Linked DNA regions of Homo sapiens: region 2 is linked to region 1. Evidence: chromatin loops called from intact Hi-C (ENCODE). Cell type or tissue: psoas muscle. All regions are shown on one strand. Each heading gives the region's core, and the rest is flanking DNA. Links, peaks and the distances in the headings are about the cores only.

The links. Peaks named below come from ENCODE experiments on the same cell type or tissue, not always from the same donor. Only the 100,000 strongest peaks of a DNase experiment are listed, where the experiment ranks them.
Region 2: a loop joins it to region 1, with 2.4 times the contacts of the local background. A loop is called at or near these places in 7 of 110 quality-filtered maps.

What each region holds. Positions count from the first base shown.
Region 1 is chr7:130,999,085-131,015,868 of GRCh38, forward strand. All of the region lies in intron 3 of LINC-PINT (long intergenic non-protein coding RNA, p53 induced transcript), which reads right to left. Among named protein-coding and RNA genes, the nearest start is that of LINC00513, 94 kb to the left of the region's middle. RefSeq lists enhancers at 8,540-8,639, 10,309-10,358, 10,389-10,518. In psoas muscle, for the core only: a CTCF peak has its summit at 8,601 (motif pointing left); DNase peaks (open chromatin) are centred at 8,607, 9,057 and 11,157; H3K27ac peaks cover 3,292 bases.
Region 2 is chr7:130,943,479-130,956,982 of GRCh38, forward strand. It overlaps LINC-PINT (long intergenic non-protein coding RNA, p53 induced transcript), which reads right to left. Exons shown (of 8, transcript NR_170176.1): 6 at 2,242-2,357. Among named protein-coding and RNA genes, the nearest start is that of LINC00513, 37 kb to the left of the region's middle. RefSeq lists a silencer at 7,417-7,585. In psoas muscle, for the core only: no CTCF peak of the experiment used is centred there; no DNase peak of the experiment used is centred there; H3K4me3 peaks cover 1,268 bases; H3K27ac peaks cover 7,539 bases.

The DNA.
Region 1 (16,784 bases), core at 3,828-11,827:
CACACAATAAATGTTGGTTGTAGTTATAAACAGATTTTTGTTGTGGTTTTAGAAAAAAAGAGGAACATTCCCCATGTATGAGGTATGTCTAACCTGAGACCTTTGTGTTTTGAAGGCAGAGACTGAAGGAATTAGGTGCTGGAGCCCAGAGCTGCAAGTGTGAAGGTTGTGGGCCTGTGGGAACACAGCTGGAAGTGACTCAATCCCTGGGGTTGGTTTCCCCAAAACTGGGAGGGGAAGGGATTAGGGTCCCATGAAGAGAAAAGCCCTGACCCACTCACACACCTGCAGGAGGCAGGATTCCAGATGAAAGTGTTGTCAGAGTGGAGACCTCAGTGAACACAGGCTTGGGGGCACTCTGCAGAAACCCCCTGCAAAGCACTAACAGAGGTTCCCTTCTGAGAGGACGCCAGGGGACTGGGCCAGGGACATGAACAGAGCAACCACAAATGGAGCGGGGTCAGGAGTCCCTCTTCCCCTCTGGTGGAGGGAGGGATCCCAACAACGAGAGTGGGTTTCCCACACACTCTGAAAAGCGGGAACCCTCATCAGATTCTATTTGATTCAGAAAAATGATTTAAATCAGGTTTAGCCTAAGGTCACGCAGCTAGTAACAGCAGAGCAAGGATTCAAAGCCAAGTCTGTCTGACTCCAAAGCCCTCACTCCTGTTGCCCATGCTGCCTCTGTGTGAGCAAACTTGTTCAAGCATGAGTTCCACCAACTATAGATCACCAGTAGTGTCTTCTCAGTATGCAGTTTTTCAATTAAAAATATTTTCTAACTAAAAAGTTTTTGGTTTTTGGAAGGACTATTTGGATGGGCTCTAAACCAAGGGGTTGTATTTACAATGGCTTCCCTCTATTAAAGTTAGGAGAAAAGACTCTACAGTGAAGATTCTGTATTTTTTAAAATGCAGTGGTAAATAAAATTTATAGTAGTCCAGTGGTTTGGACTGAGCTCCTGCACTAGGCCCCAGAGACCAAACCAAAATGGAGTCGCTCAGGCTGAAATCCCAAGCCACCAAGTCAAAACTAAGTTGTTCCAAGAAATCAGGAGAGAGAGAGAGATAAGAGCCAAATCTCCAAAAAGGCCAGTTTTAGCTGGCATGATAAGGAAGTCCCCTCTGCTTTAACCTTTGTAAGGAAAACAACTTCGAAATGATGAATAACTTTTTGTTCACTGTTTTCTTCAGCCCTTTTCTGCCTATAAAACCAACCTCCTCTGCTCGGCTCATCGTAACACCCACTGTATTTTATAGAATGAGGTGTTGCTGTACTTTAGAACAGCAAATAAAAGCCAATTAGATCTTTAAGCTAATTTTATGGCATTTTGTTTTTTGACAGCGGGTCAGTCTTCAATACCTCCAGAGATATGTTTAAACCAGATACAAGAAACAAATTTCTAAAGAAATGAATCCACCTGAGTGAAAGAAGGACGGTCATACTTCTAGGTGTCCTCGTTCAGATGAAGTACTGGCAGTAAGTCAGGCAACCAGCCAGTTACGCTGGTGAACAATGCTGGCCCTCCACATACCTCGGTTTTTAGTGGACAATCTGATAGAAGCAAGAGTCCTGTTATATCCAGATAGGGGGGGCCTTGACAAAGAATCGCTGAGGGACTAATTTATTTGATGTAAGCCAAATAACTTTTTCATTTTCAAATTACAGCTATTAACAAATGTCAGATTTATACAAATGAACTTAATGCCACATCCCCCCAAAAATGGTTTTAAATTAAGATATATTTTCTAGTTTTGAGATGAATGACTTGAGCATGTGTGAAAAGATCCTAAAAGGATTCCTTCTTGTACTGCTAGAGGTGAATGCCAAAAGTGAAAGGCCACAACATCCCAATGGGTGACGGGATTCTTGTGGGCTTCTTGCCTAGGACAAAGACTTCAGCAGGGTTACCTATACTAAAGACTTGCTGGTAAGCGAACAGCACTCCCACTGTGTAGGAGCTTCTGGGAAATGCAGAGCCTCAGGGCTCCATCCCAGAGCCACTAAATCAGAATCTTTTAACAAGATGCCCCAGGGTTCTCCATGCAGGGTAAAGTTTGAGAAGCACTGCACTTCAGTACCTTAAGTAAATGCAGATGCACTGTGTTTAAGTGTGATCAGTCTTCTGTTCTGTGATTTCAATCATCTATCAGAGCTTTCTTATAAACTAAATGTTCCTTAAATATTTCCAAGGAAGAGACCGGCTATTACTCTCCCTGGAAAAATGAGCTGATGTTCATCAATCTATAAAACACTGACTCCACATAAGCTGTGTCACAGGCAATAATTTCCTTGATATATACTAGTACCATCAATGCTTTATTTTTATTTTTTTGTTTCTGATTGTCCCCAAATGACAGAAACTCTTAGAATTTAAAAAAAAAATCCTAAACTTAAAAAAAAAAAATTAAAAATTCTATTTCACCTTTTACCACCGTTTCTCCTTTTATATCAAGTAATCAATGGTGGGTTAATGACTTCTTAAATATATTAATAAGGAGTTGTAGATGAATAAAATCTATAAAACAGAAACATACTTTGATAACAAAATCGTATCTTCCAATCACCTCAAGCTTCTTGCAATTTTTCTATGTCTAAATCAGATTTCTAAACCAGACCCTCCTTAGAACAAGAGACAAACTTTATTTTCTCTAGTCTCAGATTCCCAGGGTGGCTGTAAGTAAAGGGGAAGAATACTTAGAGTTTACTACTTAGATAAAACTTACAGATATTTTCAAAAAATAGAATACCTTCTCCAACCACAAAAGTTTAAAAAGTCTCAATTACAGGAAAATTCTGTACTTTCAAATTCCAAACAAATTTTAAGTTATGTTTAGGTGTGTATGAACTGGGGACACCAAAGGAGGACAACTGGATTATCTAAATAAATAAATATTACCACAAACAATAAAGGGAGTACTTGAGTGCACATTTACTTTAAAAAGTAGCTTTATCGGCCACGTGCAGTGGCTCACACCTGTAATGCCAGCACTTTGGGAGGCCGTGGTGGGCAGATCCCCTGAGGTCAGGAGTTTGAGACCAGCCTGGCCAACATAATGTAACCCCATCTCTACTAAAAACACAAAAATTAGCCAGGTGTGGTGGTGCGCACCTGTAGTCCCAGCTACTCAGGAGGCTGAGGCAGAAGAATCACTTGAACCCAGGAGGCAGAGGTTGCAGTGAGCCGAGATCGCACCATTGTACTCCAGCCTGGGTGACAGGGTAAGACTCTGTCTCTAAAAAAAAAAAAAAAAAAAAAAAGTAGCTTTATCAAAGTGAAGACTTGTGAACTATACTACATTGAAAACAAGTATCCCATTCAATAAAAATATTAATGAGTCACTCCTATATGGTAATGTGGCATATTATCTTGGTGTCCCCAAGGAATCATGCCTACTGGTGATCACACCCATGGTCGTGCCCTCCCACACCAACTCTGGACTGGACCAGTGGGACATTAGAAAGCATGATGCAAGCAGAAGCTTCATGAATGCTTGCATACTAGGTGAGACACGTCCAATAAAAGTATCTCTCAGAATATCTAGTGATATTCAGCTGCCCTATTAAAAAGACTAAGCAAGCCATGTAGATAGAGAGGTCAAAACCTCTCCACTATCCCCATTAAGGTGTTGGACATGTGAACTGTCTTGGATATTTCAGCCCCAGTCACTATCTTACTGTAACCACTCTAGATAATCAGAGAGACCAGCAGAAGAACCATCCACCTGAGCCCTAGCCAACTCACAGACTAATGAGCAAATAAAATGATAGTTGTATGAATGTGGTAAGTTTTAGGGTGGTGTGTTATATAGTAATAGACAATCCAAACAACTAGGAAACGGTATCTGCCTTAGAATGCAAGAGACTTCAAATAAGTCTAGGTTTATTTAGATTTTTAAATTCTTTTGTAGATTTTTTTTTCTACTTTCTGTTTATGACCTACAAAAGATAAGCTCATACTTAAGAGAACATTAAATGGTCTAAGGAGGGAGTCATTATAATCTACTTGAAATAATGCTGCATTTTACATTAGTACAGCATTTTCTATCTATTATGGCTTATCAAATGCACACTAACTTCTAAGGCAGAGATTCTTAATTTGGGGGGAGCAGGGGAGAATTCCCTCTGAGAATCCAAAAAAAAAAAAAAAAGATAATGGTCCCAGAAACACATAACTACATATTTTTTTAAATTTATTTTTATTTTTTGTTTTTTTTAAGAGATAGGGTCTGGCTATGTTGTCCAGGCTCATCTTGAACTCTTGGGCTCAAGCAATACTCCCACTTCAGCCTCCCAAGTAGCTGGGACTATAGATGTGCACCACCATTCTTAGCTTTATACATGTAGTTTTAAGGAAGACCATCTATGAACGCCAGGTTAAGAATCTATGTTTTCTAGGGAAACAGGTCTTACTAGCCTAGTAACACTGATAAGTAAACAGAATTCTCTGGAAAATGACCTACCTAAGCTTATACAGCTAGTAATTGATAGGACCAGCAATCTAGTCTGTCAGAGGATATACCACTAAACTCTTCTTTCTAACTTTAGTTTACAGTCAAAATGGGATTGCTGAACCTGGGAAAAAAATAAATGCTTCCCAATTTCCTATTTAAACAGTGTAAGAATTGGGGGTGGCATTTGAAGGTGGGAGAAGAAGGGCAAACTTGTTAGTTTACTAGTGTGAGCGGTAGATTTTTATGCCAACTGGAATCACTGAGATTAACCTTATGGACGGACTGTAGACTGGAGATTAAAGTCCACACTTGAATTTGGACGATACAATGCGCAACAAGCACAAAACATTCCATTATTTTTTCAATGGTTTACTCATACTTGATCCTCTTATTCCCTATCTACTTCAAATTACTTAGAAAAATCTGTATATACACAATATGAGAGAGCTTCTTTATATTATTTTTAATTTTTTGTTGCTGTTGTTGAGACAGAGTCCCGCTCTGTTGCCCAGGCTGGAGTACAAAACATTGCACATATTTTTTTCAATGGTTTACTCATACTTGATGAGAGAGCTTCTATTATATTTAATTTTTTGTTGTTGTTGCTGAGACAGAGTCTCGCTCTGTTGCCCAGGCTGGAGTGCAGTGGTGTGATCTTGGCTTACTGCAACCTCCGCCTCTCAGGTTCATGCAATTCTCCTGCCTCAGCCTCCCGAGTAGCTGGGATTACAGGCGCATACCACCATGCCCAGCTAATTTTTGTATTTTTAGTAGAGATGATGTTTCACCACATTGGTCAGGATGGTCTTGAACTCCTAACCTCAAATGATCCACCCACCTCAGCCTCCCAAAGTACTAGAATTACACACATGAACTACCACACCTGGCCTATATTTGAATATTTAACAATTAAGCTGAAAAGCTTCTTGATGACATATCTTTAGAGATGATTACCAAGTTACATCTTCCCCTTTTCCATATCTGTGGGAAATATACCCAACACAGTGCTACAGACTACCAAAGCTGGAGTCCTGGTGCACTTCCTCATTTCTGACCTGACAGCTACCACACTCGGACCAAAGACAGTAGGCCATCTGAGAACCCACACAGGCACTTGGCAAGTCTATAAAATGACTTGCAGACCAGTGGGGATATCCATCTCCAATCTCAGCCTTTGACTGGAAAATTCCAATGTACAACAAGTTTTTGAAAAGATAAAAAATATATATTTTTACTATTTCTCTGTCTCTCTTGCCTCCATCTCCACTCATTCAAGCTTTACCCACTTTTCTGCTTTCTGCACAACTGCCACCTTTTGCATTAAAACTTCCCATAAACCATACCTTGCCTAGCGCAATCTCTGGGAGAAAGAAGTGAACTCCCACAGCACTCCATCTTTGCTGCTCCAACAGTGCCATCATTTTCCACCCTACACGGTTTTTTTGGCTTTGTTTTGAAGACAGGGTCTCGCTCTGTTGCCCAGGCCATAGTGCAGGGGAGTGATCTCGGCTCACTGCAGCTTTTAACTCCCGAGCTCAAGCAATCCTCCCACCTCAACTTCCCGAGTAGCTGGGACCACCAGCATGTGCCACCATGACCGGCTATTTTTTTAAAAAAATTTTTGTAGAGATGGGGTCTCACTATATTGCCCAGGCTGGTCTTGAACTCCTGGGCTCAAGCAATCCTCCCACCTCAGCCTTCCTAAGCGCTGGGATTACAGGTGTGAGTCACCACACCTCACCTCTACCTTACACAGTTTTATTTCTTCTTTAAGCAACATGAGCATAGGATTTGTGTGGTTTCATCTTTCTTCTAGTGCCTAGCATCCTGCACATACACTATGTGTGTCTGTGTGTCTGTGCATATAGCCTGGAAAAGCATGTAGACACACACCCAAATTTACCAAGCACTACTATGCCCAGGCACTATCTCTTACCTACACTGTTGCAAAAATCATCCATCTTCACAAAGTCTCCTTCAAGTAGTCATTATCATCATTCCCATTTTGCAGAATAGCAAACTGAAATTTAGAGAGGTTAATACTTGGCCAAAATCACAGAGATAGTAAATGGCAGAGCTGAGACTGAAATCCAAGCCTGACCAATTAAGAGCCAAGGCACTTAATAATAAATTTAATACCCATTCGATATGTCATTTAGTGAACAGCATTTCTACACAAGGTACTAGAATGAGAACGTTAGGAATGAAGATAGCCCAAGGTCAACAACTATAATATAACTATACGACAAAGGAGAAAGAGCAAAGTCCAAGAAAAGAGTGCATAACTATTCACAATAGCAAAGACTTGGAACCAACCCAAATGTCCAACAATGATAGACTGGATTAAGAAAATGTGGCACATATACACCATGGAATACTATGCAGCCATAAAAAATGATGAGTTCATGTCCTTTGTAGGGACATGGATGAAATTGGAAATCATCATTCTCAGTAAACTATCGCAAGAACAAAAAACCAAACACCGCATATTTTCACTCATGGGTGGGAATTGAACAATGAGAACATATGGACACAGGAAGGGGAACATCACACTCTGGGGACTGTTGTGGGGTGGGGGGAGGGGAGGGATAGCATTGGGAGATATACCTAATGCTAGATGATGAGTTAGTGGGTGCAGCGCACCAGCATGGCACATGTACATATGTAACTAACCTGCACATTGTGCACATGTACCCTAAACCTTAAAGTATAATAATAAAAAAAAAAAAAAAAGAAAAGACTGCATAAATGCTAAGGATGCTCACAGGAGTATGAGATCACTTTTTGGGGGAATGGAGGTAGAGAGGGGTAGGAGTAAAGATAATCATGAAGAAGATGGCACTGAGTTGCAGCTTGGATTTGAACAAGCAGAAATGAGAGGTAACAATATGTTAAAGATTAAACTGGGCTCACCTTAGTATTCTTCCTAAAGCAGCAAAGTGGGCTAATATATTACGTTCAGTTATATTATCCTTGATAGCAAAGACAATTTCATATACTTGTTTTTATGCAACATTCACATTCTGGAAACATCCAGTAAATATTTACTGATCGAGAAAGGAGGAGAAAAGGGGGCAAGGTGGGTGAATAAGAAATATTAAATATTTCTTTGAATACTTAATTAGTTCAAACACACAGTTTGTTCCACATGCAGTCTGGTTTTACAATATATGTGAATTAAATCCTTCTAGTCACTAACAATCTTTCACTAAGTTGTATGTATTCTCTGCCCATAATACTGGAAGAATCTAGGTGAAAAAAAAATTGCCCAGTTTTTTCTCTGCCCAATTTTAAATCTTCATGTGTCCAGCGATGTCTGCATTCAAAGTGATTAGGCCAAATCACTGTCTTACCAGTTTTACTCCCAAAACTAAGTACAAATCCATTTTAATCTATTTATCTGTACATCAAAAGATTTTTCTCTAGAAAATACTTTTTTTTTTTTTTTTTGAGACAAGTCTTGCTGTGTCACCCAGGCTGGAGTGCAGTGGCATGATCTCGGCTCACTGTAACCTCTCCCTCCTGGGTTCATGCAATTGTCCTGCCTCAGCCTTCCGAGTAGCTGGGATTACAAGCATGCACCACCACGCCCAGCTAATTTCTGTATTTTTAGTAGAGACGGGGTTTCACCATGTTGGTCAGGCTGGTCTCGAACTCCTGGCCTCAAGTGATCCACCCACCTTGGTCTCTCAAAGTGCTGGGATTACAGGTGTGAGCCACTGCATCTGGCCTACATTTGTATTTTAAAAAGGTAAAATTAACAAAAGGTGCCCATCTACGTAAAAAAGTCAAAAGGAACCATCTACCTGCAAGGCAGCATGAATAAAAATGTAAAGGCAAACTTAACTGTTACAATAACATATCAGCTCTGAGTCTAAAGGAAAACGGGTGTTTGTCTAAGAAATGTGCTAGAGAGAACCAGCCAGTTTTAATGTGCCTTAAGCAATGAAAACCTGTTTCCTCCTTTCCTTCTTGTCCTTTTGAAAAGACAACATGTCACAGGGAGACGTTTTTCTAACAGCATCCATCCTGGTGACAAATGTTTGCCAAGGGTGGGGAGAGAGGAGGGAGGAAAGAAAGAAAAAGAGAAGGAAGACGCCATCTGCTGACGAAAGAGAAAAGAAGAGGAGGAGGAATTGGAAGGCGCCACTTCCGGGTCCGTGTCTGAGAAATACAACGTATCACCATAAGGCAGACTTCTACTCAATATAAGGAAGAACTTTATAATAATTGGAGGAATTCAAAGGCAGAATTGATCAGGGACCAAAGTTCAAGCAGGGGGTGGCGAGGTCTCCTCAGGCAGAATAATCTTTCGTAAGCTTCTCCCTCTTGAAGGAAGAACGGCCCCAGTTCAAGTAGAAGAAAATACTGTGCTTATTATTTTTCTCTAATTCTTAAATGTTTCAAATAGTCTCTATCTTGATAATTCACGATTCAAAGGACTGAGACTGAAACATCAAATAAGCAAGCACACAAATTTGCCTGACACCACCTGCCCCCACCCCTAGTCCCTGGGCCTTATTTCTGGGCTTGCTGCTGGGCTCTCCACGGGCAGCTGGCTGCCATCGCTCCGCTGGAGGGCGGTACCATGAGCACGGATGGGGCCCACATGGCAGGCAAAGCACTGGAAATTGATGCCGCACCCCGCTGCTGCCTCTCAGTCAGCAACTGGCCAAAGCTGATGTGTAAGTGACCCATGTGGGCTAACACTGAGGCCTGGTCCTTACACTGGCTCCCAGAGTGTCCAGCAAAGTTAGGCTCCAATTGTTTCCCTATCTCGCTTCCCTTAAAATGTTTCTTTCACCTTCCAAACAGATAACATACATCTCTGTCTCAGCGGAACTCAATCCAAGAAAACACCTCACACCATGATGATATAAAGATGACATAATCTACAAATCATTGAAGATTCTCATCTTGGTTTCTTAGATTTTCTAGCCACATATTTTAGACTCAGTTTTGTCACACAGTAACACAAAATATACAGGTATTTATACAACAAAATATTAATATAAAACAAGTTATCAGTCCTATGTTTGTGAAGACTAGAGAGTCCACTAGACTCATAAAAGGAATGATGAAGAATACTATCATTTCTTTCAATTTTTTCAATTCTGAGAGCGAGTGACTTTGAAGTCAAAAAGACAAAAATCACTGCAGTATAATGAAAAGAAATTCCAAAGCACTATTTTGTTATGTGGAGAAGTTCACTTTCACAATTACTAAAGGCTTACTGTGTGTTTCAGACGCTGTGCTTGGTCCTACCTAAAATACAAAATCAAGACCACCCAGGCCCTGCTCTAAGGAAGTCACTCTCTAGAAAGGGACAGAGACATGTAAGTAAATAATTCCACTCGAGTGTAATAAGTGCAATCATTCAACCTTGGACAAAGACACTAGAGGAAGGTCTGTCTGTAGGGGGAAAGGTCAAAAAAGGTTTTGTCATTTAGTATCATGTGAACAAGGTTCCCAAGGATTCCTCTAAGAGCTGACTGGGGACTCCAGGAGCGAGAGGGGACACACGAAGTAGAGACTCAGCCTGGGAGGAAGCAGAAGGGTGAAGCAGCTTTGTGCATTCATCTCTCCCTGGCTTCAGTTCAACAGATGGAAAATTAATAGGCATATGAAAATAAATAATTTTTTCTTCTAGATTATAAGATCCTCACGCTACATCAATAATTACTTACTTGACAAAAGTCAGAGACATTTTCTGTCTCAGAAAGAGCCTCTAAAATGCTGTGCCCTCATGAGTCACTCTGGTAGCATAAATCAGAGAAAAACTATCTGACTCAAATTACAGTTACTGTAAAAGTTCATTATTACTTACTAAAAGCCCTCAGGTCTACAGCCATTGGGGGGTGGGGGGGGGGAAGCCTCCTATTTTTAGAAATAAGACTTATTTTCTCATCTTCTGCATGTTTGGTTTAATTTAAACTTATTCTTGGAGTTTCAATAGACATTGATGGCTATGGTCCAGTTGCTGAGGCAAATCTCTCTTTAACTCTATGGGAGGTGAGAGGCTCCAACGGGGACCAGACTTTGGAAACTGCACACCATCAAGGGTTTGCCATTAGAGGACTTCTCTTGTCTAACAGAAACAGGGCAATGCTACAACCTTGTGATTCTTTTCCTTCTTCTAGGCTATCAGGAAGAAAACTGAATATCCTTACATTGTGAGGTCAGATGTATGGCTTTCATTCTGAATGCAGTAACTTCAAATGTAGACACGTGAACAGAAAGCTTTGTAACAGAAAAACAGCATTGTTTCGTTAGATGACTATAGATAGTATTTCATAAAATACAAGAAAAACACTCAAAATTAGCTCCAAAAAATGTATGAAAGGTGATACTCTGATATTTAATAAAACTGAACCTCTCACAACAATAAAATGATCCAATTTCATATACCAATCAATAAGCAAGGGTCTACTAACTTCACCAAGAAAGAGAAAAAAACCTAAGTTAATGCAAAATAATTTGGATCTTAAGGACGTCAATAACATGGGCCTTGCAGAAAGTTCCAAAAAACATGCTTTCATACCTTTAACTCTATGAAAAACAAACAAGCGTTACCTCCTGCAGCTAATGAGCACTGACAGGCTCAAGGTAGTCGCCATGCTATGAAATGTGGCAATAGCTACAATGTCATCTGTTTAGTTGTTCATCAGTTCATTGCTTAGGAGCCACTCAGAAGCAGCTGGGCGCAGTGGCTCATGCTTGTAATCCCAACACTTTGGGAGGCCGAGGCAGAAGGACAGCTTGAGTCCAGGACTTGGAGATCAGCCTGAACAACACAGAGAGACCCTGTCGCTACCAATAAAAAAAATTAGGCGGTCGTGGTGGTGCACACCTGTGGGAATTTGCTGTGCTTGTGGCCAATTAAGTGTTCCACTCTGAGGACAAAAATGAATGAACCTGGGAGTCTAAGATGGGAGGATCGCTTGAACCTGGGAGGTCGAGGTTACAGTGAGCCGTGATTGCACCACCGCACTTCCTACATTCTTTTGCAATAGGAGCCTATTTTAAGTCATTCTTAGACACACAAATAAGTTAATTTTGGGGGGCAGTCTTGATCTGGATTCTTGCTTTCCTCTGCAGCAGTCCTATTATTAAGCACCATCTATACCCAGGGCACTTTCTTTTGCTCATTTTACCCATCCCAAACCTTGGCAGGAAATCCAACAGCAATGCTTTCATTCTTATCCCATCCTAATCTCAAGATATCAGTATGAAAGTCTTGAAAGTAAGGAACTAACTCAAGTAATTTCCACTTCAGATTGACTAATGGCACACTGAATGGCTCCAGCATACTCACTTACTGGCCTCTGGCAAGTGACTTAACCTTCCTTAGTTTCTTCAACCAGCAAATGAGAAGGCAGAACTAGATGACCTCAAAGGGCCTCTCAAGTATCAAAGTTTTGCTTCTGTGAAATACGTATGAGCAAGCACACTCAAGTGTAGACAATATAGATTGGCAAATAAAAGCAAGTAGGACAGCAAGAAAAGTCCCAGACTCTCAGATTCAAATCTAGCGTCTTCTCAGGAACTCAACCTACTCACACAACTATTTCCGAGAGCACTGTTAACTGCTTGTCAGAAAATGCACGTAGTAGTTCCACGGGTCATCACATTAAAAAAAAAAAGATTTGATTTCCATGTTTAAGTCAGTTTCAGAAACTGGGTTAAATAAAGTTAAACAAATTTCTCAACATCCTAGACTTTTACAGTGCTAAGAGGGCATGTGAGTTGCTAGGAGAGGTATTACAACAGAGCATTTTCCCAAACTTAGTTGCCACAGCATCCTTTTTCATAGGGCAAATCCTGCAGATCTTGTGTTCCCGGGAACAACTGGGAGTTTGCTGTGCTTGTGGCCAATTAAGTGTTCCACTCTGAGGACAAAAATGAATGGACTTGAAGGGCCACTCAGGGCCCCACCAGAAGGAGCCTTGGCTGCAGATCAAGACCCTCGACTCCACTGCAGGTTCTGCTGCCAGCTACTAGTTTGCACTGGGCCCCATTTAGCCACCTCCCCAGACCTGCTGGGCCCCACTGGCCTTCCAGGCATCCGCTGCCAGCTTCCTTCCCCAACACCCAGCCTCCCAGGCCCCAGCAGCACAGCACGGGGCCATCCTAGGTCTCTGTTCTCCTCTGACTAAACTTTGCAGAAACACTGGCTGCAGTGGCTGCTCCCATGTCACAATCCGAACAATTTATGGCCTTAATTCCACTATCATCCTAATTTCTACATAATCATGTAATAAATATTGGTAACATTTTGGAATTATTGCATAGAGAATTCTAAAAAAAAAAAAAAAAAAATTCCTAATTGTCTTGAAATGTTCTCCAATGTAGATATAACTAAAGAAAATGAACCACAGTCTCTCTTCCAACTATTTTCTTTTCACAGAACTCTCCTAATTAGCGAACTACAATTAATACTAGAAATTAGAGGAACCACGTGGGATTCTTTGAAACAAAAAAAAAGCTTTTCTGATAAGTATTATTGACTGAAATACAGTTAACATGTTTGTCACTTTCAAAAAGCCACAAATGAATTTCTCTGAAAAACCCAACGTCTTTATAAAAAAAAAAAAAAAAAATTCCACAAAATTGGGGCTCTGCCAAAACGTGAATGTTGCAAAACCATGTGTCACATGCCCTCCTTCAGTTTCATGTTAATCACTACAGCAAGGATTAAACTTTTGGAGACTGGAATTCAGAAAGGTCAGACAGGGATTCAAATGCTGTCCTAGCTGGCTGGGAAGTACTGAGGCAAGTTACTTAATTTTTCTTTAATCCCAGTCCCGTAAGCCATTAAAGGAAAACAGAAATACCCAGCTCACAGGATGGTTAAGTTTTAAGTAACATCAAGCTGAACTTGCCTAGCAGATTGGAACCTACATTAATTAGAATTAGGTTTGGCTCAGGGTGGCAGGAGACCCAAAATATCAGTGGCTTAAACAAGAGAAGTTTCCTTCTCAGGGAAGTGCCCAGGAAGGTTAGCATGGCAGTCCACCCATGTGTGACCTCAACCTCACGGTTCAAGATGGTGGCTTCCACATTCCAGACAGAACGGGAAAGGGACGGAGAAGAAACGGCAAAGCAGGAAGACACACTGTCCCTTAAGGAAGGTTCCTGGAAGGGCCCACGTGGTAACTCACCTCCCACTGACCAGAATTTAGTCACATGACCATATAGCTGCCACGGCCCCAGCTATGAAGTAGGTCTCAGGTTGCTATATAAAGCAGGAGTATGGACACTGGGGGCCAACCAGCAGGCTCTGCCACAAAACCCAGTAATGGCTCATCTCCTATCTCCAGTGGCTTCAGCTTCCAGGAGGAGTAACATTCAGCCTGTAGGCACTGGTACAGCATGCCAGTTATTTGAGCTGGCATCCGCCCTGAATGACTGGATTCCCATGCTGTCCTAGTAGTTAAATATTTTGCAAATTACCCTTGCCTTTGGGAAGCTCTGCCTTAAATTTCCACAACAAACAAGATTTCCTTAATAGCACATGCTGTTTGGGACATACATTTTCCCCAAACTGATTAGTTTTCTTTCCTGAAAAGGTACAGAGCCCAGCAACTTGCTTTAACAGAAAAATTAATTTTGCTGAATTACAGGGTTCAGTTTTCAAAAAGGAACACTTCACCGTTAACTCTACAGGCACTCCATCTTGATGCTGCTGTCTCCTGGACGCACAAGTACGGAGGCGTGGTGGTGGAAGAAAGCCACTGTCTCCACTGTCTACGTCCCCACCCTGCTGTCCTTCCCACCTCTTCCTCACTGACAGTACCTGTCAGCCAAGGATGGGGGAGGAGAAAGAGCAGTGTGGACTTTTAAGAGAACCTTCAATGCACATGTGGCTTATCTGTGAGCAGGCTGTGCCGAATAAGCCACAATGCGTCACAATTTGACTTAAACTCAATTAACGCTAAGATTCATTTTCTTTTCTTTTTTGAGATGGAGTCTTGCTCTGTCGCCCTCAGGCTGTCCTCAGGCTGGAGTGCAGTGGCGCAATCTTGGCTCACTGCAAGCTCTGCCTCCCTGGTTCACGCCATTCTCCTGCCTCAGACTGGTGCTAAATCAGGGTGACCCAGACCTAAAATAATTTCTTTTCAATCTCATCTTTCTGTTCTAATTATTTCCAAGAGTTTCAATCAGCATTTCCTAAGTTGTGTTCTACAAGTGTTAAAAAGGGTTGTATTTAAAAAAAAAAAAATCAGTACTAGAAATACTTTTTTCCTAAAACGTATTACATTTATGTAAGAAAAACAGTTTTAAAGCTTTAATTGTTGCAGAATAGCCAGAAGCTAAGAAATGCTGGGCCGGCGTCAGGAGAAGGTGTGCCCAGCGGCCTCGTGCGGGTTTACGCTCTGGCCACAAGCAGCCAGCCCTACGCTCTCACTCAACCGTGCAATTCTTTCTGTCCTACGTGACCCTAGTTTCCTAAATGACCTATTCTGCATCCTGCACATTTTAAGAATGTGTTTTATTTCTCCTTCATTATTTGATTGATTTTTTTCTACTACTAAAACAAGCATATATTTACAAAGTATATGAAGCAACACGTATACGGTGAAAGTCAATCTTTTTCACCAGTCTTCTTGTACTGTTTCCATTCCCAGAGCAAAGTATTCTGTTTCTTGTGAATCTTTCTAGATTACGTATTTCCTAACCATAAAAGGTGGCATAAATACATGCTGTTTTGCACACAATACAGAATGCATTTCCAATATTCTAATTTTTTATCATTTTACAAAGCTTCAATGTAATCATCAGCACTTGCTGTAACTAATGTTACTAAACGCTCTGGAGCCGAAATTGAACAGCAGCATTTACCGTTATATATAGGTGCTGTTTAACTATGTATGGACCTCACCAATTATCAGTAATAGTCCAACCCTGAAAAGCTATTGGCACCAATTTTCTTTCCCACAATTAACTTACTATGGAACACTAATTCTCAACAGACAGCTGGAAGACATGTCTTCCGAGAAAAGCATCAGAACTTCAAGTGGGAAGGGAATGAAGATGCAAGCTCTCCATCCAATCACAGAAATTTCACGATGTCCTCCCTGGGAGTTATCGCTTCTCCCATCTCTCTCCTGTGGAAAGTCACTGCATTTAACGACAGATGTAACTGAACCAAGTGCGGCACTGTGTAACAGAGCCTTCTGCAACAGTGGAGATGTCCCCATCCATGCTATCCAACACCAGAGCTACCAACCACAAAGGACTAAGGAGTACTTCACATCTAGTACAACTGAGGAATGTTTCAGTTTAATTTAAAATACGGATTCAAATGTAAATAGCCACATGTGCCTAGCGGTCACTGAATTGTGGGAAGTCAGAAAAAGATACCAACTCTTCTTATAAAACAGAGGAATAACAGGAACTGTGTATGAATATATAGGGTAAGCCTAGCAGATTACGCCCAAGCACATCTCCTAAGAATTGTCTTTCTTAACATATGCAAGGCTGAGTGGACCAGTTCCAAAAATAATTTGTTTAGTTAAAGTTGGAACAAGCATCAAGTTATGTTGCAATTACCTCTAAAATTTGAAATTAAAATAATTTTAATTTACCCAAACTCTATGTTTGATTATGCATTCTGTTTTACATTTTTCCTGGCATGACGTTGCATGTGGATCACACTAAATTAACAGTTTCCCTGTTAGGCGAAAAAAACAAACTGCAGAACGGTATGTACAATGTTATGCCAACCATGTCAGTGTATATGTTTGTATAGGAATACAATTCCTCTAGAACACTGCTGTCTAACAGGACACTTTGTAAGAATGGAAACGTTCTATGTCTGCACTGTTCATCACGGCAGCCACCAGCCACATGTGGCCATGGCACACTTGAAATATGGCTAGTGTGACTGAGGAACTCAATGGTTAACTATATTTCATTTTAATTAGTTTAAATTCAAACAGCCACAAGTGGCTAATGACTACCTTATGAGATGGTGCGAGAAGACTAAACAAACCCCAAACTTAAAATGGCTACCTCCCAGGGATTATGACTGGAGGGAAGAAAATAAACTTTTACTTACTTTAAATACCACTGTGTTGCTTGGATCTACTTATTTAATTGTGTACAACTGGCATGTACAATGCATTAAACAAACAGATAAAAAGGGGAGGTATCTTAGCCAGCGTGGGCTGTTCTAACAAAATACCATCAACTGGGTGACACAGACAAAAGGAATTTATTTCTCACAGTTCTGGAGGCTGGAAGTTCAAGATCAAGGGGCCGGCAGATGTGGTTCCTGGTGAGGGCTTTCCTCCTGGCCTGCTGTGCCCTTACAAGGCAGGGAGAGAC
Region 2 (13,504 bases), core at 668-8,667, 59 kb before region 1:
ATCATCGGAACCCTTTTGGTTTCATTCCTGCAACGATACCACTCCCACCGTCTATCTAGTTGGTACATTATTTTGTATAAGGAAAGCAGCAAAGTCTGATTCAATCTGAAAGGGAAGGGCCAAGAAAAACCCCTAACAGTATCTCGTTTCCAAATACAAATAGGTGAGCAGACACTCACTCTGATATTTAAGGGTTAATAATGACACAGAAAAAGAAAACGGCATTTTCTCCCTTAAAATTCCTGCTCCTAGGTATTCAGGCTGATTTACATTTTACGTAATCTGATGGCTCAATCAGGAAGTGAGAATTTTAAGTGCGTGAGTTATGGACGGGAGGAAGCATGTGACCCATACATAGCAAAGAAAATTATGCAGCAGATGAGCACGCTAAGAAAAATAAACTAAGCAGTTTAAAAATAGTGTTTTGAGGATATATCGACCCATGAATATACTATGGCTTTTGAGAACTAATAATTCATTTGGACGCCTTAAAAATAAATCCCCAGGACTGTTTTAAAAAATATTACAAGATCCAAGGAATCCACGGTGAGAAATTAAAGTTTAATTATCCAAGAAACTGTTTCCCTCAAGTGCATATCCATTCATGGTTTATGTTAAAGGCTATTTTTCATCATTATTTAAAGATCAGGCAATACGTAATATAATCAAACAAAACACAGATTGCAGTGATGTTTACTTAAGCTTTATTTATATATATAGTGCGTAGGTTCCTGGAGCACAAAGAAGAAAGTTGCTCAGATTTATCCAGACCTCACATAAGTTTATAGATTTCAAGTAGCCACTGTATTTTATTACAGAAAATACATTCTTCAAGAGGAAAATGTTAAGGCCATAGAAGCTTTCACCTTAGCTATCTAAGCTTGTATTAGGTCATCATTAAATAGTATCTGTATCATTCTTATGTGTTCCGTAAGTTATGCCACAAATACCAGACCAAGTACACTCAGTCTAGAAACAAAAAAGTGGGAAATAAAGGTTAAAACATTCTAATAGGTGTAATGGGCTGATAGATGACTTTATATTACAAAGCTACTTAAGACAATTCTACTTTTCTAGAATACAACGCATTAATATAAACATTTGAAATTCAGAAGATTTGGCCTGTGGATGCTTTGTTTCTCAATGCAATTCTTGTTAATATGTTAGTAAGTAATAATTTATTAATACCAATAATAAAAAATTAACATGGTTGAGAGCAGGTGTATCTCATAGCCTTTATCAATTTAATGCTTAATACCAAAATGCTATTCATATTTTTATTTCAGCCTATTAAAAAAATTTATACCACAGCTCTGGGCAAGTGGCAGGGTGGCGCCAGTGACAGGAATCAGTTCTGCGTATTTCTTGATTCCTAGCTCATCTTCCTTTAATTCTTAAACACAAGAGGTAGCTGGCGGAAAGAAGAGACTGTTAGGAAAGACAGAAACCTTTCAGAAAGGAAGCTTAAGGTAGATTAAGAAAAGTTAGGGAAGCTGAGAAGCATACAATCTTCCAGATGGAGTATTACATGACAACTGTCATCATCTTACTAAACTTGATATCATATTTGTTGACTGAATTAAGGAAAGATGAACTAGTTACCAAGAAATATACTCAGCAGATTGATTCATGGCAAACCTAGCTCAGCCACTTGCCTAGACTTCAGTTTATTTAGGATAAACCTCAGAGTATGTACTTCTCAACTCCTTCATTTTATAAATGAATCTTGGGTCCGGGCTCAGCTGTCAGTCAACTATCTGTATAGTAAATACAGCAAAGTCTCTTAACTTCTCTAATTTCCTGAAACATCATATTGTTACCTTTTGAGAGATGTTGTACTCTTTATTCAGGTCACAAAAAGAGTAATCAGTAAATGAATCTCTGAGTAATCAGGACCATTTTTATTTCATTCCTGCAACTATACTACTAATCAGAAAATTAGAGAAATTAACAGACTTTGCTATGTCACAGAGATAGGTGAGTGAACTGAAACCAGACCTAAGGTTTTGGACTTTCCCAGGCTAGGACTCTTTTTCACTATGTGCTGCCTTACAACTGTCACCTGAGGTTCGAGTAACTCTCCAACTAGCCAAGCCCTGGCTACTTATCCTAATCATGGAAAAGTCAAACAGTCAGGATCCAGAGACCCTCGCTCTGTGCCACCTTCTTCTTAACTCACAGGCCCACTGACCCTCACTGCTGCTGTGGGCTGCTCCCACCAGCCCGTGCTGAGCCTCCTACCTCATCTGCGAGGAGACAGGGCAAGTTCCAGCCTGAGGGGCATGGCTTCTGAGATGGTTCCAGTCCCTCTTCCTGGCTCGTTCCTTCCACTGGTACTCACAGCTTCCTCATTTTTCCTAATGGGAAAATCAAAGCACTAAAATAAGAAAAATCACTTGTTTTGGTTCATGTCACAGCTATACTGGGATTCTGAATAAACACAAGAACCAGATAATATTCTAGAAAAAGTAAAATTAACTCCTACTTCATAAGATTCACCAGAATTAATTCTGTGGAGATTAAAGAGCTAAATATAAAAGGAAAAAAAAAAGGAAGAAAACTAAATTAGTAGAAAATTATTTCTGAATTTGGAATGGGAAAAGAAGATTTAGCTTTATAGAAGCAATGAAAAAAGTAACAAAAGGCAATGTAATCCAACTGCAACAAAATTTAAAACCCCTATATGTCAAAAAACAGCAAACAGAATTGAAAGGTAAGCAAAAAAAGGCCAGGTGTGTTGGCTCACACCTGTAATCCCACCACTCTGGGAGGCTGAGGCAGGAGGATTGCTCAAGGCTTGGAGACCAGCCTGGGCAATGTAGTGAGATCCTGTTCCTACAAAAAAATTTAAAAACTAGCAAGACATGGTGGCACATATGTGTGGTCCTAGCAGAGGCCAGGGTTGGAGGATCACTTGAGCCCAGGAGTTCCAGGCTGCAGTGAGCTATGGTTGCATCATTGCATTCCAGCCCGGGTGACAGAGGGAGGCCTTGTCTCTAAATAAATAAAAAGGTAAGCAAAAAATAAAATAGCTGTAACAGGATAATATTCTGTATAGTATTTGAATGTAAAAGGTAAAATGTAATAACAGACAATTCACACAAAAATATAAAAGGCCAATTAATATGAAAAAAAATGCTCGATTTCATGAGCAAACACCGAAATTCATTTCACCGATCACAAAGATGGACAACAAAAAAAGGAAAGCTCATGAAGTGAGGTGAGACAACCATTTGAGGAAATTAGCAATATATGTATTTTTTCAGCCTTAAAACTGTTTTGACTCCTAAGATGTTTATAAATATCTCCTAAGGAAATAATCGTAGATACATAGGAAGATAACTATGGCAAGGACATACTTAGCAAAAGCATAAAATCGGGAACAACTTAAACATCCAAAGATGGAATGGAGCATGTGACTAAACAGATCACAGTAAAAATTCGTACGCTTAAATCATGATTTTTGAAGAATGCTTCATGATACTGGAAATGACAAAATATAATATTGGGTGCAAATGCTGAATATAAAATCATACATAAACATGATACTAATGTTGCCAGGTAAGAAAGAAAGTGAAGAAGAAGGGAGGGACAAGCTGGTCTCCAGACTGGATTAGGATACATTAAAAAAGCTTAAAAAGGGCAGACGGAGACATTAGATTTTTTATTACTTCTTTATAATCTTGAGATGGTTGGCATTTTCTGTAATATATTGTTTTTATAACTGGAAAAATTCTATTTATGCTAATTACCACCCTCTAAATATTTCTCAGCTTTATAAAATCATGAAAATATTTGCAAATACTTTTGAACAAGAAATTTTTTTTTTTTTTGAGATGGGGTCTTCAGGGGGAGTGCAATGGTACAATCATAGCTCACTGTAACCTCGAACTCCTGGGCTCAGACTATCCTCCCATCTCAATCTCCCAGCTACTCAGGTATGAACTACCACACCCAGCCAGAAATTCTTATATTTATTATTAAATGCAAAGAAGAAGGTGCAAAACAATGTGATCTTTACTATGTAAAAATTTACATGAAAGAGACTGGAAGCCTATGCATCAGAATGTTAATAGTTGTTGCTTTTAGGTAGTGCCATTGTGTGTAATACTTTTCTACACCTTACAAATTTTCTGTGATTGTCATATATTGTTTTCATAATAAGAAACAGATAACAGTTTCACAATTAGAGGACTAATACATCAAGAAGCTACTATTATCAACAGTTAAATTTCAAAATACAGAGTATCGATAGCTACAAAAATTTGCCCTATGACCAAGAGATTTTTTTTAATTTAGGAACCACTGGTATACCTTCAGAAAACAGTAGGAATTGGTGTGTGTGTAGGAGGTGATAATGAATCATATTTTTTTTTTTAGCTGTCAAACTGTTTTCTCCAGGCAGCAGTTCTGTGAGGTCCAACTGAAGTATGAGAACCTTGATAGTAGGGACATTACCAGAAAAATGGCCCAAAGGTCGATGGGGGGAGGAACAGTAAATGATCAAAAGAGTAAGGCAAGAGTCCATGAAAACAGAAGCGTCAATAGAGAAGGATCAATAACTTATTTGATCCAAAGGAACTGAAAGCAGGAACTAAAACAGGTATTTGTACACCCACGTCCCTAACAGCATTATTCACAACAGCCAAAACATGAGAGCAACCTGTGTCCATCAACCCGTGTCCATCACATGGATATATAAAATGTGGCATATCTACATGGCGGAATATTATTCAGCCTTAAAAAGCAAAGAAATCATGTCAATGCTACAATGTTGTTGTAATCCTACAACATTAGACGAACCTTGAGGACATTGTGCTAAGTGAAATAAGCCAGTCACAAAAGGACAAATACTGTAGGGTTTCACTTATTTGAGGTACCTAGAATAGTCAAATTCAAAGAAACAGAAAGTACAATGATGGTTTTCAGGGGAGCTGGGGGGAGGAGGGAATGGGGAGTTGTTGTTTAATGAGGACAGAGTTTCTGTTTTGCAAAATGAAAAGATTCCAGAGATGGATGATGGTGATGGGTGCACAACAACATGAATGTATTTAATGCCAATGACCTGTGTACTTAAACATGGTTAAGATGGTAATTTTTCTGTTACATATTTTACCACGATTAAAATATATACATATATATTTTAAGTATCTGTATTTACATATAGATATAGTCTTATCTGTGTATATATATATATATATATTTCATCTATAAATATATGAAAGAAAGAAAGAAACCATCAGAATTAGAAGTCCTGAATAAGTTTCCGATTTGGAATGCAAGAAAGGTTTAGGAGTGTCAATGATGCAAGCATCAAATGACCTTATTTCTGAGACTAAATTCTTTAAATATAAATTATAGAAGTCAGCTCAGAAGTGAAAATCCAGATCAAAAGTGAAAATAAGAAGGGATACTGTGTGTAATTTGAACATAATATACCAAACTTCTTTGTGGTTTTTTTTTGAGACCCTCTCATAATAGCCAGCTTGGAAAAATTCCCCACAACTAGGAAAGAACCTACAAATCCAAGCAACATGATGACATTTTCTCATCAACAGGAAAAAACATAAGCATAAGGGAAACTCTGAGTGTCCTTAAAATGTACTCGATACCCATTTTGTGCTATTACCACAGATTTAAAGAATTCTAGAGCTGGACAGAAGCTCTCAGATAGAACTGTTCCAGGACTCAGATGTCTAAAGAGGCTTCCCCAAGGTCACTGAGCAATGCCAGATTTAAAGACAAGCCCCTGGAGAAGAGTTCTATTTTGTTTGTTGTGTTTTATTTAATATATTTATTAATTTTGAGATGGAGTTTCGCTCTTATTGACCAGGCTGGAGTGCAATGGTGCAATCTCGGCTCACTGCAACCTCTGTCCCCTCGGTTCAAGCAATTCTCCTGCCTCAGCCTCCTGAGTAGCTGGGATTACAGGCACACGCCACCATGCCCAGCTAATTTTTGTATTTTTAGTAGAGACAGGGTTTCACCATGTTAGCCAGGCTGGTCTCGAACTCCTGACTTCAGGTGATCCGCCCACCTTGGCCTTCCAAACTGCTGGGATTACAGGCATGAGCCACCATGCTTGGCCGTGTTTTATTTTTTTTAAAGAGGTGGCTATTTAAAGGTAAGAAAGCAAGTGTAATTGGAAGGCTCTTTCTACAAGTCATTTTATTCATTAATTTTGTTCAAAAAATACTTGAGTACATCTTGTATAACTCTGCCAGGCACTGGGCTAGGTGCTAGATGATGAACAATATTTCATCATCCTTCCTGTAGCAAACTGGCAATTACAATGTAAAGGAGGCATACAATGCTATTAGTACACATAAGAGGGGGCTCTAATCTGTTCTAGCTAGATTGGTTGAGGATGGCAACCCGAAGGTAGTGATATTTTTAATAATAATAGTAATCACTGTTATCACAGCAAGCTTTATTGACCACCATTATAGGTCAGATAGGGCTTTAAAACTTTCTATGCATAATTTAATCTTCCTTACAATCCTATAAAGTAGAATCTTACTGATGAGGAAATTGAGGCACAGAGAGGTCTCACAGCTCCTAAGTAGTGAAGTCAGACCAGATTGCATGTTTTTTCAAAATCTGCTTCTAGGGAAACCCAAACAAAGACAAGACAGGAATGAAACTTAAGGATCAGAACATTCAGGAAAGAACTGTGATGCTCTGAATAAGTAAAGAGGGAGAAATAGGGTAGGGTTACTACAGATGGGAGAGGCTGAGGAAGGATGGAAGGGATACAAAGCCCATGACCAAGAGCTCTGGGGCAGGAGTGGTTGATTTACATTTGGGATTTTCATAAAGTTCTGTGGAGTGGGAAACAACTCTCTTCTCCAACTCCCCATGAACTTGTTAGTGCTGTGATGACCTGGTTATGCACAGGCTGGAACACGTGCTCTGCAGAGGCCCCCATCAATCTGGGTACAGGACATTTAACAAATGGGTAAGAATTAAAGCAGGGAAGGAGAAGGATGAGGATGCTTTTAGAAGCATCGCCCTGAAGGCAGTCAGAGAATGGATTAGGGAAAATTTAGCAGGGAGAGAGTTGCTAATCCATTAACACAGATAAAAGGTCATGGTGACCAAGAAGAAGGACATGACAGATAAAGTAGATGGGTTTGAAAATTGTTGATAGGTAGAATTCTGACCAGATTTGCCTTCTTACTGGATTCTGAAGGTGAGGAGAAAGGATCAATAAGTCACAGGTTTCAAGCTTGGGTATTTGGATCAATTTGGAACCTCTTGGATATGAGGTGCCAAAAAGATATTCAAGTGCAGATGCCCAGTGGGCACTGGAATATTAGTAAGGAGCTTAGAGACTGATAGAAAGAACCTGAAAAGGGCAATGAGAAGGAAAAGCAAGAAGGGTAGGGTGAGTCTTCAAAGGCCAGGGAGGAGAACGAGTCAAAGCCTGCTCACCACTGAGAGGTTGGGGAAGACAAGAATCCAAATGCATCTGACGAACGTGGCCCACAGGAAAGAGAGGAGGGCGACTATTGGCTTTGGCTACAGCGGAATCCACTTGGTCACCGGTGCAAAAGCCAGACTGGAACAGCCTGAGGGGTGGGCAGGAGTGAGGACAGGGAGGGAGTAACTAGAGACAATCCATCCAAAAGGCTGGCCCTGGCAGGAGAAGTGAATGGAGAGGTAATGAAAGGCAGGGTGATACTGAAGGCCTGTGTTGTTTAAAATGGGAAAGACTTAAGTAGGTTTCAGTGCTCGCAGGACAAAGTCAGTGGGGAATAAAAAGTACACGGTCAGAGAGAGAAAGTCTTTGAGAAGGTGAGAGGGAAGGGCATGGGGTTCAGGGCCTTGGACACGAGGAAGGACTCCCCTTCCACTGAAACAGGAGGCAAGGAAAGCCAGGCAGGTGCAGATGAAGAGTGCTGATTCACAGCGAGAACCTAAGTGAGTCCACCTTCTGGACTCTCTTCCCTCTGTGACAGCAGAGGGATGGCCAGTTACTGAGAGTAAGTAGTGAGATGCAGGAGGTGGAGAGTGGGCAGTGTGTGCAGAACCGCTGGGAGATGCAGGGGCACTGGGATGGCACGGATCAGCAGCTGGAGAGTGGAAAGCTGCCTCCTCAAGTGTGCTTCTCCCGCCTGCCAAGTCATGGGCGCCACATCCCAGTCCTCTATGCATGTGTGGCATCTATCAAACAACACTAAGAACATAAACAAAACCGTGACTATGCTGAGCAGGGCCTTGGGAGAAGTCGCATCTTCCACACAGTGAGATCCGGGAAGTCAGCTGTAGTAAGTGACATCAATTTTCTGTAGGCCTTCATCGCATATGTACAACAAAGACAATGGTCTACACAGAACACGATGGCCCCCCATGACAACGTGCAGCACAATCCGTCTTCATTCTATAGTCAAACCCAGTCTGTCTGTGCAACCCAAATGGGGGATTTTGACGGAAATTACATCATTAGTAACAGACCTTCATGTTTGGTCTGAGCCAGATTTTGTTTCTGGTGCTGTCAACCCTACTAAATGTGGGCAGGTGATCACAGTCCAGGCTCTTCCTGGCTGCCCGGGTGATGGTGGGAAGCTGAGTGGGGAGAGGCCTGTCCTGGCCACTTCTCCCAGGCTCGGCTCTCCTTCCCGCTTTTGCCAGGAAACTGCTAGAGAAAGCAGAAACAGGGGCCAGGAGCTGAGCACAAAGATACAAGTCCAAACACAGGCTTGGGAAGGTGGTATTTCAAATGAGTGGAGAGGACGACGTAAACTTGAAATGCGTTTCCTTGCAAAGTCCTTTTGTAGAGACAAATAATTCTGGTAATGAATATGAAGCATCCCCGGGTATTTTCAGAGCATGCATTTCCCAAGGAGCTCAAAAGAAAACACTTTAATTCTATATCCTTTTGAGAGAATGGGAATTAAATAACAAAACGTGACCGATTCAGCCAAATGGGGAGTCTATTATGAAGAGTGAGACAGCTGAATCACAGCAGAGTGGAATGCACTTTTGCTTTATATGTTTTTCCTTTACTCATTCCTTTTTTGGTGTTCCTTTATTATAAAGTTAATATATTATTACCAGCCAGCAGTTACATAGTGCTCACTATGAACCAGGCACAGCTCTAAGCCTTTTGTATACTTTAACCCAAACCATGAGGCACGTACTCTTATTCTCCCCATTTAGGGAGAGAGACAAGAACGTCGATTCCTTCGCCGGTGTTCAGTGGCAGAGCTGGTATTCCAATCCAGGCAGCCCAGCCTCAGAGTCCCGCGCTAATCACTTCCCTATACCACCACACCATGAAAGCACCAAATTCAAAGTCCTAAAATTTAGGGTATCAAAAGAGAGCATCACCATTTACTGTACCTTTCTAACAGAATAATTTGGGTGCATTTCCTACTCTATTCAGCCTTTGGTTTCCAAATCAAGGAATCTTTTAAAAGAAAGAAAGTTCTATATTCAAATAAATATGCTCAACCAAACCGTTTACAAAAACCTTTCCAAGTAGAGATTCTACTCATAGACAAGGCTTCTTTAAAATCAGATCTACTTTTGCATACAATATACTTGTTATTAAAACAATTTTTTCCTTTACAAGCATCTTTACATTATGAAAAACATCTTTCTTAAGAGTATTTATTTTTTGTCTGGCCCACATTTCATTATAATAAGTTCCAAATCACTCATTTTTGAATCCACACATATCCAAGTTTTCAGATAAGAAAAGTGAAGTTAATTTTGTTCTTCTTGAAGTCGCCTGCAGGCTCAGGCTAGATCTCACTTTTTATGGTCTATTTCTGTGCAGATAAGAACATCACATTTAACATGGGAATGTTGGAACTTCTGGAGGCTTCAGCAGGGTTAGCTTCAAAAAACAAGCAAAAAATGCCTCCCACCACATACAGCTTCTATCAGTGATCTTTGACATAAATGTTTCACGATATAGAAGTTAAAGAGTATGCCAGTCACTTGAGGGTTGACCAATGTGAACTGTTATTTCCTAGACTTGAGTACATGCCGCATGTGGTCTATATAAACATTCTTTAAGTTCCTTTGAAATAGACCCACACATATATGGAAAACTGATTTTCAAGAAAGGCGCCAAAGCAATTCAATGGAAAAAGGAAAGTCTTTCCAACAATCCATGTTAGAACAACTGGGAAAATGTATGCAAAAATATGAACCTTGACTTCTACTTAACCCCATATATAAAAATCAACTGGAGATAGATCATAAACTAAAGCATAAAAGCTAAAGCTATAAGTCTTCTAACAGAAGGCACAGAGAAATATCTGCACAATCCTGGGGAGGCAGATTACTTAGGAAACAAAAAATACAGATAATATAGAAATCTTTGTTTTAATTTTTAAAAATATATTTTATTTTTTTGTAGAGAGTTGAGGTCTTGCTATGTTACCTAAGCTGCTCTCAAACTCCTGGGCTCAAGCGATCTTCCCCTGCCTTGGCCTCGCAAAGGAAAAACATTTTTGATCAATGAAATTATTTCAAAGTTAAAACCTTCTGCTCATCAAAAGACACTTTTAAAAAACAGCAGGTAGACCATAGACTGGCAAAATATTTGCATTATAAACTTCTGACAAGAATATTTTATTCAGAATATGTATAACATTCCTACCAACCAAAATAATAAGACAATCCAATTTTAAAACAGGCAAAAGAAAAACAGACTCAAACGACTTGAACAGACACTTCAAAAGGGAAGATACACAAATGGCCAATAAGTATATGTGATTCATCTAGAAAATGCAAATTGAAAACTACAATGAGATACTACTTCATATCCAAGAGAACGACTATAAGTAGAAAAACCAGCAATATACAATGTTAAGATACCTGGTCACCTGGAACTTTCATAAATTGCTTGTTGGAGTGTAAAATGGTACGATTACTTTGGAAAATGACTTGGCAGTTTCTTACAGAGGTACACATACACCTAGTGTACGGTGCAGCAATTAAACCTAAAAAAGAGTGAGAGTGGGCCAGGTGTGGTGGCTCACGCCTGTAATCCCAGCACTTTGAGAGGCCGAGGCTGGTGGATCATTTGAGGTCAGGAGTTTGAGACTAGCCTGGCCAACATGGTGAAAGCCCATCTCTACTAAAATTTTAAAAATTAGCCAGGTGTGGTGGTGCGTGCCTGTAGTCCCAGCTACTCAGAAGGCTGAGGCAGGAGAATCGCTTAAGCCTGGGAGGTAGAGGTTGCAGTGAGCTGAGATTGCCCCACTGCAGCTCAGCCTGGGTGACACAGTGGGACTGTCTCAAAATAAAAAATAAAAAAAGAAAGAAAAGAAAAAGAGTGAGAGTGAGAGAAAACTCATTCACAGCAGCTTAATATTCATAGTAGCCAAAAATGGGGAAATAATCAATATGTCAGTCAACAAGAGAACAGAGTTTAAAATTGGGTCTATTCATACAATGGAATACCACCCAGCAATAAAGGAAGAATGATACAGACAACTATATAAAACTGTTGCGTGAAAAAAAAAGCCAGACGCAAAAGAGTATATACTGCATGATTCCATTTAGAGGAAGCTCAAGAACAAGACTGCAATGATAGAAAGCAGAAAGTTTTTGCCAGTGAGGGTGGCGAATGACTGAATGGGGCAAGAGGAAACCTGGTGATAGAAACGTTCTCTCTCTTAACTGGGGTCTGGGAACAGGAGTACACTGAATGTCTGTGCATTTCAATGCATGTAAATTTTACATCAATTAAAATGGAGGGATGGTAGGATTTCCTTAATTGTCTTGACATCCCCATGTCCTCCTGAAGAATGCAATTTGATTCGCACACTTAGATCCCATCAAATGGTGCCTGTATCTGGATTACTTCAGTTCACAACTAGCCATGGCTCTCTCTTCTCTGGGGGACCATCCATACAAGGTATTTCCTCCAGAGGAAAAGAAAGAATTTGCTGGTTCTCCTCTCATTCAACAGTAATAGCCAACCAATAGGCCAGGTCCCAGAACCAGTGTGGGAGTGTTCTACATTCTTGCAGTCACAGAATGTTTTTTTTAGGCCCACCATTTTTCAGCAGACATCTGACAATCCACACTCAGAAACATTCTTCATCTCTAGGAAGTTATGCGAAATAGGTGGGAGAAACAAGGTGTGGAAAGGGGGTGTTTGGCATAGGCTGATGATAGATGTTCTGGTCAATACCAGGAATAAAATCCCAAGTGTGTTCTGCTTGCCTGGGAGCTCACACCCTCAGAGCTAAGTAGATTTCACTACTCTCCATCTCTGCTTCCAAGGGCATGGCCTCAGAGGACTTGCTCTTTGATCTAGAACTGTACAGGAGGCTCTAAGCTGGTAAACAACTTACAGGGGTACAGAGGTCAGATAGGAGAAGGCCCTTATGACCCTTACTATCTTCAACTGTCTCTAAGCAGCTACATTAAAAATAGCTAACATCCATCACTATTACTTTGCAAATTTTAGAGATAGATTTTAGCCTCCTAGTATTGTGCTAGAAATGAGGCTAGGCCTGAGAAGAACCTAAAGCTTCCATCATGTTGCAGTAATTGGCCCTAACTGTGGAATACCTCTGAGAAAGATCTCCAGGGATTTTTCACAAAGAAACTGCTTTCTAAGTAAAAGGAGGGAAGCATGAGATGGAAACATCAATTCAGGCTTTCTTCTGACACAAACGGACACCACTTGTGTCACAAAAGTTAAAGAACTAGTCAACATCTTACTTTTCCCATCTTCACAGTGTCTGCTGACACTTTCAGGACCGACCTGACGAACATGACAAAGGGATAATTAACAAGGGTTTGGAGATTTTTTCCACAAAGGAGATGGGAAAAGAGAATGTGAATTGCTTCTTATAAGGAAAAGAAGAGGGAGTATGAGGGTCTATAGCCCAAGAAATAAATAGTACAGAAGGGAAGAATAGGAAATTCTCTCAGAAGCTCTTATGCTAAAGGGCAGGGAAGAAATCAAGCAAGCGTATCCACATTTAATTTGTATTAAGATCAGGAACAAGTACCACTACTTAAAGATTTTTTTAAATGACTAAGTTGGATGTTTTACAAGATGCAACTTTCTTCTAGCAACAAAGCTAAAAGATCCTCTTATGGGGCTCTATGATTAATGGCTATGTCTTTACTGGCTGGAAAGTGTATCTTTGTATAATAGTGTCAGCCCACTGTTTCCTCCCAATCCAGTAATTGTGAGGGTTTGTTTTCCCAAGCCCCAGTACCCACTGCAGTCATCATGCTCCATCTAATCTTTTTCCTGGCTAAATGCCTGACTAAAGGTATTTCCAATTTACTTGTTCAGATATATTTCTGACAAATCAACAAATGAAAGTACTTCTCCTTTCATGATGGCGGTCAGGGCGCCTGGAAGACCCCACTACGGTTATAAAAGGGGTATGTAGACCCACAACAACAACAAGTTTCAGGGGCCTGAGAGATTTCACCAAATGTCAGGAAGCCAGAAGGATGTGGGGAGAGCACTGAGCGATGAAGCTGAGCAGAGGCAGCTTACAGCCCGGAGAGTTCT